2 separate regions of the Homo sapiens genome follow, and region 1 is linked to region 2. Evidence: chromatin contacts called from ENCODE POLR2A ChIA-PET data. All regions are on one chromosome and are shown on one strand. Each heading gives the region's core, a stretch centred on a gene start or an enhancer-like site at or near the end of the contact. The rest is flanking DNA. Distances are from core to core; before and after follow the strand shown.

Evidence for each region. ChIA-PET counts read pairs that join two places held with the same protein, here RNA polymerase II (POLR2A).
Region 1: POLR2A ChIA-PET joins it to region 2 with 16 read pairs in PC-3. The contact joins the promoter of PBX4 here to the enhancer-like site in region 2. POLR2A ChIA-PET finds 5 or more read pairs at or near these places in 2 of 52 experiments (PC-3 and activated T-cell).

The regions. Positions count from the first base shown.
Region 1 is chr19:19,616,146-19,621,697 of GRCh38, reverse strand. It overlaps PBX4 (PBX homeobox 4), which reads left to right and starts at 3,011. Exons shown (of 8, transcript NM_025245.3): 1 at 3,011-3,187. The coding sequence starts at 3,069. RefSeq lists a silencer at 3,020-3,229.
Region 2 is chr19:18,966,243-18,972,316 of GRCh38, reverse strand. No RefSeq gene overlaps it. Among named protein-coding and RNA genes, the nearest start is that of HOMER3, 28 kb to the right of the region's middle. Within about 2 kb of position 2,661, at least 10 of the 41 ENCODE cell types and tissues checked have a DNase peak (open chromatin) inside an H3K27ac peak, as active enhancers do; they include PC-3, where a contact is called at or near this core.

The DNA of each region.
Region 1 (5,552 bases), core at 1,762-4,261, 650 kb before region 2:
TGGCCTCCCAAAGTGCTGGGATCAGTCTTTCTGATTTTTATGTGAGAACACTGATTCAGACAGGTTGTGATCTGGCCCATGGTAAACACAGCTTGGAGATGGCACATACAGGCCCCGAGGGACCAGAGAGGCCCCTAGGAAAGGGACTTCAGATTCCCACGAAGCCCAGGGTTGGTCCCAAGCTCAGCTGGGCTTTCCCTACCTCACCCCACAGCACCCAACCCATGAGTGCCAGATCCATCATGAGCCCCCTCTGAGATGCTCAGGGAGGCCCCCTCCAAGGCACAGTGTGTGCCAGGATGTCATTCTCTGCTCCCACCTCACCAGTGAGGAGGTGGGGTTATGTCCCTACTTTTGAATCCCATGCTGAATAACAGCTAGAATTTGAACCCAGGTCACTCAGAGATGTGAGCCGCCATGCCCAGCCACCTGTGCCAAATTCTTAAACCACTGAAATATGCATTGTCAAAGAACCCAAAACTCCCAGGTCCTTCTATATTAAATGGCCCTGGCCGAGCACTTTGAGTGCCAAGGCTGCCAACTAATTTCTATGCAGTAGAGACCCCTGATGACCTCCAAATGGCAACAGTGGGACGGGTGAGGTGGCTCATACCTGTAATCCCAGCACTTTGGGCGGCCGAGGCAGGCAGATCACCTGAGGTCAGAAGTTTGAAACTAGCCTGGCCAACATGGTGAAACCTCATTTCTACTAAAAATGCAAAAATTAGCCGGGCGTGGTGGTGGGTGCCTGTAAGCTACTCAGGAGGAGGCTAAGGCAGGAGAAGTGCTTGAACCCAGGAGGTGGAGGTTGCAGTGAGCCAAGGTCACGCCACTACACTCCAGCCTGGGCAACAGAGTAAGATTTCTGTCTAAAAAAAAAAAAAAAAAAAAAAGGCAACTCTGTCTCAGGCGCTCTGAGCTGGCTGTTCACATCAGCTCCTCCAGGTTTTAACCTGCACCCCGTGGGTCTCCTTCGAGACCATTTCCTCTTGTCGATCTCCCGTCTCCACCAAGTGGCTTCAAATTTTTGTCTCTGCTGGTCCCTGAAGCTTTCAGTGCCCACCCCTCCAAGTTCTCTGAAGGATACTACTTTGTTGGGGTTGGGGGCAGGTTTTGCTCTCTCACCCAGGCTGGAGTGCAGTGGCACAAACACAGCTCACTGTAGCCTCGACCTCCTGAGCCCAACTTATCCTCCCGCCTCAGCCTCCCAAGTAGCTGGGACCATGACCAGCTAATTTAGCTATTTTTTTAATTTTTATTTTTGTAGAGATGGGGTCTCACTATGTTCCCCAGACTGGTCTTGAACTCCTGGGCTCAAGTAATCTCCCACCTCAGACTCCCAAAGTGTTGGGATCATAGGTGTCAGCCACTGCACCCAGCCTGAAGGCCACTACTGTTCAGGCCTCCTGGGCAGTGCTGTGCTTGTGGGTGACCTTTTGAACAGGCACTGGTCTCCGTGGCTCCCATGCAATCTATTACTTTCTGTCATTGGAGCCAAGTGTCGGTTTCCTTCATCAGAGAGCTTTCCCTATTGTCCAGACACTCGGTCAATGTCTTTCATTTTTCACTCCCTGCCGTCCCCTTTGGAGTCTCCCGACGCTCTCCAATCCAGCCATACCAGATGGTGTTTGAATTTCCTCCCCAGCAGCAATGGAGAGAACGTGGGCCCCACCCTGGAAGGGCTCCCAGCCAGCAGGCTGAGGACCTTTTACTGAGCCCACATCTGGAGACTGTCCTCATAGCAAATAGGCTCCAGGAGGTTCTGTGACTTTGGAGAAGAGATTCATGTCCAGGCCATTACTTTTTTTTTTTTTTTTTTTTTTTGAGACCTGGTCTCCGTCAACCAGGCTGCAGTGCAGTGGTGCAATCATGGCTCACTGCAGCCTCAAATTCCCAGGCCCAAGTGATCCTCCCACTTCAGCCTCTCAAGTCCCAAATAGCTGGGACCACAGGCGTGCACCACCACGGGGTCTCACTATGTTGCCCAAGCTGGTCTCAAACTCCCGTGCTCAAGTGATCCTCCCGCCTCTGCCGCCCAAAGTGCTAGGATTACAGGCATGAGCCACCGCCCAGTTCCTTTTCTTGTGCACTAGGAGCCTTCGATGCTGTGTCCTAAGGACTAGAAACAAAGATGTGAGGATTCGCTCTGATTTGGGGTACACTGCAGGGGAGTCTCTCAGTAAACATCCTTCCTTCATTCGGTAACCACGTGGTAGCATTTTCTATGCCCAGAACTGTAATCTGCGAAGATGAATAAACAAGCGAGGTCACTCTTCAGCTGGACCTTGAAAGGTGACTGGAATTGATTTCTGCAGTGGAGAAAAGCGCTGCGTTCTGACCTCCTCGTTGCCATCAACCACGCACGCCTGCGCCCCGCCTTAGCCAGGTGAACGGGGCGTGGAAAGCTCTAGAGGAAGAGCCAGGGGCCCCAGTGGCCCACCTGATGGGGCTGAGGATGCAGGGAGCATTAGGGGGACTGAGCAGGGGTCTGGGGCTTGGGGCTTCTGGAAATGAATGGGGGCTGTCGATCAAGCTATAAGAGGTGTGGGGTTCTGAGGAGGAGGGGGTGGCTTGGAGGAAGAGTTGGGGTGCTCTGGGGAGTGAGGGTCTCTGAGGACCGAGGGCTTTGAGGAGAAGGGGGCCCTGAGGAGGAGCAGGAACTCTGAGGAGATGCGAGTGGGGCTGAAGGAGGCGTGCACCGCGCGAGATGTGAGGGATGGGGGCCTCTGGCTGGAGCGGAGCCAGCGCTGCCCTCTCTCAAGGGGAAGGAGGGCGCTTATGAGAAGTGCCGTTGCCTCGGCAACCCCAAACCCAGTCCAAGCCCGGAGAGGGGGAAGTTCGGGGCGAGTCCCGGGGGCGGTGCGTGGCGCCGGTTGGCTGACGGAGATGAAGGGGCGTGTCTGTAGGCGGTGCAATACACGGGTTGGCTGGCGATAGCGGCGGTGGGCGTGGCTTAGGCGCGAGCGAGAGCGGGCGCGGCGCTCAGGCAGCGGCGGTTGGCTGCGGCGCCAGTGGTAGTGCTCCAGGCTCGACGGCACCCTCACAGCGCCCGCCCGGCCCTGCCGCTCATGGCCGCCCCGCCGCGCCCCGCGCCATCGCCCCCCGCCCCGCGGCGCCTCGACACGAGCGACGTCCTGCAGCAGATCATGGCCATCACCGACCAGAGCCTGGACGAGGCACAGGCCAGGTGCTGCCCGCGGGCTCGGCAGGGGCCACGCAGGGTCGTGGCAGTGAGGTTGGCGGGCTGAGGGGACGGGGCGTGGAGGCCAGACTGACGAGGGGCGCTTGAGGAGGGCTGGAGGGGGGTCCCGAGGACGAAGGGATGTATGGGGTTCAAACGGAACGGGCTGGATAGGCCTTATGGGGCCGAGCAGTGGCGTGAAGGATTTTCAGCAGCTCATCTTGGGGCGAGAAGGTTGGGTTTAGGGGTTTAGGGAGTAGGGCTGAGAAATGGGCACGTACGGGACTTTTGACGAGTGAATGACTAAATGGGTACGTTAATGGGACTCCTGCGGCTGGAAGTTTTTTTGTTGTTGTTTGACACGGTCTTGCTCTGTCGCCCAGGCTGGAGTGCAGTGGCGTGATCATGGCTCACTGCAGCATCCACCTCCCCGGCTCAGTTGATTCTCCTGCCTCAGCCTCCCGAGTAGCTGGGACCACAGGCGCACGTGCAACCACGCCCGGCTGATTTTTTTGTATATTTTGTAGAGACAGGGGTCTCGCTATAGTTGCTTAAACTCCTGGGTTCAAGCACTCATTCCGTCTCGGCCTCCCTAAGTGCTGGGATTACAGGCGCGAGCCACCGAGCCCGGCCTGTGGGTGGGAAGTTTCCAGGGCAGATGATGGAGAGTGAGTGGCTGGGAATGGGACTCAGGAATGTCTGCAGGAGACTGAAGAACTGAACTGGGGTAACTTGGTGTGGGAACCATCGAGAACTTTTGGGAAAAGGGTTAGTAGAGGAGTGGGTGGAGATGGAAGACCTATTTTCTTTTTAATGAATTCAGCAAATTTTTATTGAATCCTTACAATAACTGGATAGGGAACCGGGTGCTGACATAGTCCCTGCTCTCGAGTACATGATTTAGGGGAGGGAATGTAAATAGCAAAAAATAAGGACTGGGTGGAGTGGCTCACATCTCTAATCACAGCACTTTAGGAGGCTGAGGCAGGAGGATTGCTTGAGCTCAGGAGTTCGAGACCAACCTGGACAATGTAGTAAGACCTCGTCTCTACTAAAAATAAAATTAAAAAATTAGTTAGGTGTGATGATGCAAGCCTGTAGTCCCAGCTACTTAGGAGGCTGAGGCTGCAGTGAGCCGAATCAAGCCATTGCACTCCAGCCTGGGTGACAGAGCTAGACCCTGTCTCAAACAAAAGCAAAAAAGTATAAGCCAGGCATGGTAGCATGGGTAGGTAATCCCAGCTGCCTCCCAGTGGGAGGATCACTTGAGTCCAGCAGTTTGAGACCAGCCTGGGCAACATAGTGAGACCATCCTGTACCAATCTGAGAAAAGAAAAAAATAAAATAAATGGCAATAAAAGCTGTAGGGATAGGGGTTGCATGCTATAGGAAGCCAGGTGGAGAAGAACATCTTTGGAGAGGACAGCACCTTCAGAGGCCCTGAGGTGGGAAAGAGGATGTAAAAAGCGGAGTCTGGCTGGGAAGAGAAAGTTCCTAGCCAGGGAGGGAAAGAGTTGAGTTTAAAGGAAGGCTGGGGCCAGGTGCGGTGGCTCACGCCTGTAATCCCAGCACTTTGGGAGGCCAAGGCAGGTGAATCACGAGGTCAGGAGTTCAATACCAGCCTGGCCAACATGGTGAAACCCAGTCTCTACCAAAAATACAAAAATTAGCTGGGTGTAGTGGTGCACACCTATAATCCCAACTACTTGGGAGGCTGAGGCAGGAGAATCACTGGAACCTGGGAGGCGGAGGCTGCAGTGAGCCGAGATCACACCACTGCACTCCAGCCTGGGCGACAGAGCGAGATTCCGTCTGAACAAAAAATAATAATAATAATAAAGGGAGACTGGAACCCAATTACATGGGGCCTACGAATCTCAGTAAAGAGTTTTGTTTGTTCAGCCAGGCACAGTGGCTGACACCTGTAATCCCTGCACTTTGGGAGGCCAAGGTGGGCAGATCACCTGAGGTCAAGAGTTCGAGACCAGCCTGGCCAACATGGCAAAACCCCATCTCTACTAAAAATACGAAAATTAGCTGGGCGTGGTGGTGCATGTCTATGGTCCCAGCTACTTGGGAGGCTGAGGCAGGAGAAACACTTGAATCCAGGAGGTGCCTGGGTTCAAGCGCCACTGCATTCCAACCTGGGCGACAGAGTGAGACTCTGTCTCCATAAAAAAATAGTTTTGTTTTTGTCATCTGGATAACAATCAATAGGGAGTTCGGACTATTTATTCCAGTTGCAATGGGGAAAAATAAAGGAGTTTTTAGACCTCCCATCCCGTTTACCTCCACTCACCACTTGTCAGCCAGCCAGGATCCGTAGAATCTGCTTCACAAGGCAGCCCACTGTGTCTGGGTCCTGCAGTGA
Region 2 (6,074 bases), core at 1,412-3,911:
TTATCCAAGAAATGTGACTGTATTGGAGAAGAAACAGCCAACAAGATAAGCAGAGAGAAAAAATAAACAGAAATTATACCTCTCGGCCGGGCACCGTGGCTCACGCCTGTAATCCCAGCACTTTGGGAGGCCAACACAGGCAGATCACTCGAGGTCAGGAGTTTGAAACCAGCCTGGCCAACATGGTGAAACCCCGTCAACATGGCGTGAAAAAAAATTAGCCAGGCGTGGTGGCGTGTGCCTGTAATCCTAGGTACATGGGAGGCTGAGGAAGGAGAATTGCTTGAACTTGTGAGGCAAAGGTTGTAGTGAGCCAAGATCGCGCCATTGCACTCCAGCCTGGGTGACAAGAGTGAAACTACGTCTCAAAAAAATAATAATAAATAATAATAAACGGCCAGGCATGGTGGCTCACACCTGTAATTCCAGCACTTTAGGAGGCCGAGGCAGGTGGATCACTTGAGGTCAGGAGTTCAAGACCACTCTGGCCAACATGGTGAAATCCTGTCTCTATTAAAAGTATAAAAAATTAGCCCGGTGTGGTGGCAAACGCCCCGTAATCTCAGGTACTCGGGAGGCTAAGGGGAGAGTATCGCTTGAGCCCGAGAGTTTAACAGCATGGACAACATAGTAAGACCCCTGTCTCTAAAAAATAAACAATTTAAAAAAAATTTTTTTTTTGGAGACAAGAGTCTCCTTTTGTCACCCAGGCTGGAGTGCAGTGGCGCAACCTTGGCTCGCTGCAACCTCCACTTCCCGGGTTCAAGTGATTCTCCCGCCTCAGCTTCCCATGTGCCTAGAATTACAGGCATGCGCCATCATGCCCAGCTAATTTTTGTATTTTTAGTAAAGACAGGGTTTCTCCACGTTGGCAGGCTGGTCTTGAACTCCTGACTTCAGGTAACCCACCTGCCTCAGCCTCCCAAAGTGCTGGGATTACAGGACTGAGCCACCATGCTTGGCCAAAAGTTTTGTTTTTAAATTTAATGTTTATACTTCTTTCCTCTGCTTAAAAAAAAATACAACATACATCTCTTGGCCAGGCACAGTGGCTCACACCTGTAATCCCAGCACTTTGGGAAGCCGAGGAGGGCGGGTCACCTGAGGTCAGCAGTTCGAGACCAGCCTGGCCAATATGGTGAAACCCCATCTCTACTAAAAATACAAAAATTAACCAGGCATGGTGGCAGGCACCTGTAATCCCAGCTACTCAGGAGGCTGAGGTGGGAGAATCACTTGAATCCGGGAGGCAGAGGTTGCAATGATCCAAGATCGCTCCATTGCACTTGAGACTGGGCAACAGAGCAAAACTCCGCCTAGAAAAAAAAAACAGAAAAAAGTAAAAAGAAAAAAAGAATTCATCTCTCTCACACACATACACACTCACATAAACACACACATATATATACACACACACACACATATCTACAACTCATGTAGGACGGGAAAGGCTATCAGCCCCACCCACCCAGCAGAGCTCCACCTGAGGCAGGTCAGAACAGGAGACAAATTAAAGTTCAAGGCCGGGGCGGTGGCTCACGCCTGTAATCCCAGCACTTTGGGAGGCTAAGGCAGGCAGATCATCTGAGGTCAGGAGCTCAAGACCAGCCTTGGCTGACATGGTGAAACCCCGTTTCTACTAAAAATACAAAAATTAGCCAGGCGTGGTGGCGCATGCCTGTAATCCCAGCTACTTGGGAGGCTGAGGCATGAGAATTGCGTGAAGCCAAGAGACAAGTTGCAGCAAGCCGAGATCGTGCCACTGCACTCCAGCCTGGGAGACAGTCTCACTCTGTCTCCCCCAAAAAAAGAAAAAAAAATAGATATGTGATTCATCCAGAGTTCAGGCTTGATCCCTGACATGGATGAAACTGTCAAGTTATTGAGGCTAATTTCAAAAACTTTTTTCTGTGTGCTATTTTGTTTTAATTTTTTGAGACAGGCTCTCATGCTGTCCCCCAGGCTGGAGTGCAGTGGCGTGATCATAACTCACTGCAGCCTCCTGGGCCCAAGACAATTCTACCTCAGCCTCCAGAGTAGCTGATACTACAGGCACGAGCTACCACACCCGGCTACTTTTCAAAGTTTTTGTAAAGGCGGGCTGTCACTATGTTACCCAGGCTGGTCTCGAACTCCTGGGCTCAAGGGATCGATTGCTCCTGCCTTGGCCTCCCGAAGTGCTGGGATTACAGGCATGAGCCACCATGCCCAGCCTCTTTTATTTTGAATACCAAAATAATACAATAGTTCCCCCTTGCCTGTGGGGAATATGTTCCAAGATTGCCAGTAAATTCCTGAAACTTCAGAAAATACCAAACGTGTATGCACTGTTTTTTTCCTATGCATACATACATACCTATGATAAAGTTTAATTTATCAGTGAGACACAGTAAAAGATTAACAACAATAACATAATAAAATAGAAAATTAATAAAATTTGGATTTCTGGAACATAAGCACTGTAATACTGACACGGTTGATCTGATCACCCAGAAGATTACTAAGTGACTAGCCGGCTGGTAGTGTCTATGGCGTGGGCACCCTTAACAAAGGGATGATTCATATCCAGGGTGGGAGGGGGCGGGGTGGGGACTGATTTCATCACACTACTCATAACGGCAGGCAACTGAAAACTTACGAATTATTTCTGGAATTTTCCACTTAATATGTTTGGATTGAGGTTGATGGAAGGTAGCCAACACCACAGAAAATGAAACCTCAGGCCGGGTGCGGTGGCTCACGCCTGTAATCCCAGCACTTTGGGAGGCCCAGGCAGGTGGATCACCTGAGGTCATGAGTTCAAGACCAGCCTGACCAGTATGGCGAGACTGCATCTGTACTAAAAATACAAAAATTAGCTGGGTGTGGTGGTGCGTGCCTGTAATCCCAGCTACTCCAGAGGCTGAGGCAGGAGAATCACTTGAACCTGGGAGGTGGAGGTTGCAGTGAGCCGAGATCGTAGCACTGCACTCCAGCCTGGGAGACAGAGCAAGCCTCCATCTCAAAAAAAAAAAGAAAGAAAGAAAGAAAGTGAAACCTCCGATAAAAGGGAATCACTGTATACTATGTGAACAATTCAAATTTGCAGAGTCCCATCGAATACAGAATCCCACTCCCACCCCTTCAGTCCTTCCTGAGAGTCTGATGTGTTGTCTCTCCTATGGCCCAAATGTATGTGTCCTCCTGGAATTCATATGTGGAAGCCTAAGACCCATGTGACAATATGAAGAGGTGGGGGCCAGGCGCTGTGGTTCACACCTGTAACCCCAGCACTTTGGGAGGCCAAGGTGGGTGGATCACTTGAGGTCAGGAGTTAGAGACTAGCCTGGCCAACATGGTAAAACCCCGTCTCTACCAAAAATACAAAAAAATAGTCAAGCATGGTGGTACACACCAGCTACTTGGGAGGCTGAGGCAGGAGAATTGCTTGAACCTGGGAGGCAGAGGTTGCAGTGAGCTGAGATTGCACCACTGCACTCCAGCCTGGGGGAACGAACAAAACTCTGTCTCAAAAAAAAAAAAAAAAAAAATATATATATATATATATATATGACAGATGAGGTCTGCATATGTTGCCCAGGCTGGTCTAGAACTCCTGGCCTCAAGTGATCCTCCTGCCTCATCCTCCCATAGCACTGGAATTCTAGGCATGAACCCCCACACCTCCAATGATAGTTACTTTTTGCGAAGTGTTCAGGCAGGGCTGCTGGGACCCAGTACCACAGCAGCTCTATGAGTTGGAAACCATGGCCCAGAAGAGACTCAGAGTGAGAAAGGGCTTTCCCCAAAGGTGAATTTTTGTGTGTAGGGTGTGAGGTAGGGATCAAGGTTTATTTTGTGCCACACAGATACCCAGTTACTCCAGAAGAGTTTATTAAAAAGCCTGGGACTGGGCACAGTGGCTCACACTTTGGGAGGCCACGGCAGGCGGATCACAAGGTCAGGAGTTCGAGACCAGCCTGATCAACACGGTGAAACCCCATCTCTACTAAAAATACAAAAATTAGCCAGGTGTAGTGGTAGGTGCCTTTAATCCCAGCTACCCAGGAGGCTGAGGCTGGAGAATCACTTGAACTCAGGAGGTGGAGGGTGCGAAGACCCGAGATCCTGCCACTGCACTCCTGCCTGGTGACAGAGCAAGACTCTGTCTTAAAAAATAATAATAATAAATAAAATAAAATAAAAATAAAAATAAAAAGCCCATCCTTGCCCAAGCTCACAGAGGTAACCAGAGATGAAGCAGGGATTCCAACCTGCATTCCTCTGAGTCAACCTGGAACATTCTCCAAGTCTCCAGAGAGCCTGTCGTCATGGCCAGCTGAGCATGCTTTGCCCTGTCAGCAAAATGCAGTATTTGAAAAGTCACGAGCGTTTCAAAAGGAAGCAGAGTGAGGCGGCCTGGGTCAGCTCCAAGGTGCTTCCTTCCTGCAGGGATGGTGCAATATCCCCAACTGTCTACTGCCCGTTGTGACTTCACCTTCTTATACATTTATTTTTTATTTTTATTTTTTTATTTTCCTGCCTTATTCCAAGAGAGAAGGCTGCGTGTGCATTTCCGTCGGGGAGGTATTTGCCGAGGGGAAGTTCACAGTCATACCCATATCCAGAACCTTTGTGCATTGGGAGATGTTCCAGAGGAACTGCTCTGCCCTCCGGCCTGGTGGGGCAAACACCTGCTTACCCCAAAGCATCAGGATTGCAGGGGGCACAGCCAGGCTCCCAGGCCACTCTCAGAGCTGCCCAGTGCTCCCTAAGCCTCCCCAAATCAGAGAGAGAGTCCTCAAGCACTCAGAAAAATCTAGGAACCTCCCTAGGCTCCTCCTTCTGCCAACTTCTCATAGCCCTCCCAACCCAGGCAGCAGAACGTCTCTCCCTGGAGCCTGTTCCTGCTGACTGTTTTGTTTGTTTGTTTTTTGAGACAGAGTCTCTCTCTGTCACCCAGGCTGACTGGAGTGCAGTGGAACAATCTTGGCTCACTGCAACCTTTGCCTCCCAGGTTCAAGTGATTCTCCTTTCAAGTGATTCTCCTGTCTCACCCTCCCTAGTAGCTGGGATTACAGGCGTGTGCCACCACTCCCGGCTAATTTTTGTATTTTTAGTAGAAACGGAGTTTCACCATGTTGGCCAGGCTGGTCTCAAACTCCTGACCTCAGGTGATCCACCCACCTCAGCCTCTCAAAGTGCTGGGATTACAGACATGAGCCACCGTGCCCAGCTTTTTTTTTTTTTTTTTTTTTTTGAGTTGGAGTCTCGCCCTGTCACCCAGGCTGGAGTGCAGTGGTGCGATCTCAGTTTACTGCAACCTCCACCTCCTGGGTTCAAGTGATTCTCCTGCCTCAGCCTCCCAAGTAGCTGGGACTACAGGCACCTGACACCATGCCTGGCTAATTTTTGTGTTTTTAGTAGAGACAGGGTTTCACCATATTGGCCAGGCTGATCTCGAACTCCTGACCTCAGGTGATCTGCCCGCCACAGCCTCCCAAAGTGCTGGGATTACAGGCGTGAGCCACCATGCCTAGCCCCTGCTTATTGTTTGTTTGTTTTATAGAAATGGTGTCTCAATAAGTTGCCCAGGCCGGCCTCAAACTCCTGGCTTCAAGTGTTCCCTCCCACTGGAGTAGTGTTGTTGTCTGGGGTAAATACCCAAGATTTGTTGTCTCACAGGCCCGGAAAACTAGGACTCAGACATACAAAGAGTGAGGTTCAGAGTGGAAGTTTAATCGGTGAAAGAAAGAGAAGCGCTCTCTCTGCTGCAGAGAGAGGGATCTTGAACGGGTTTCCACTTCCTCAGTAAAAAGCAGTGAGTTTTATGGATGAGCTTAAGGAGGTGGTGTCTGATTTCCATAGGGCACAAAAGATTGGTTGGACCAGGTGTTTCATTTGCATAGGGTGTAAAAACCTGGTTAAGGCTATGTGTGTAATTTGCATAGGGTGTGAAAAGCTGGCCTTCCCATCCTAATCTTTTTTTTCTTTCTTTTCTTTCTTTTTTTTTTTTTTTTTTTGAGTCTCCCAGGTGGAGTGCAATGGTGCGATCTCAGCTCACTGCAACCTCTGCCTCCCTGGTTCAAGCAATT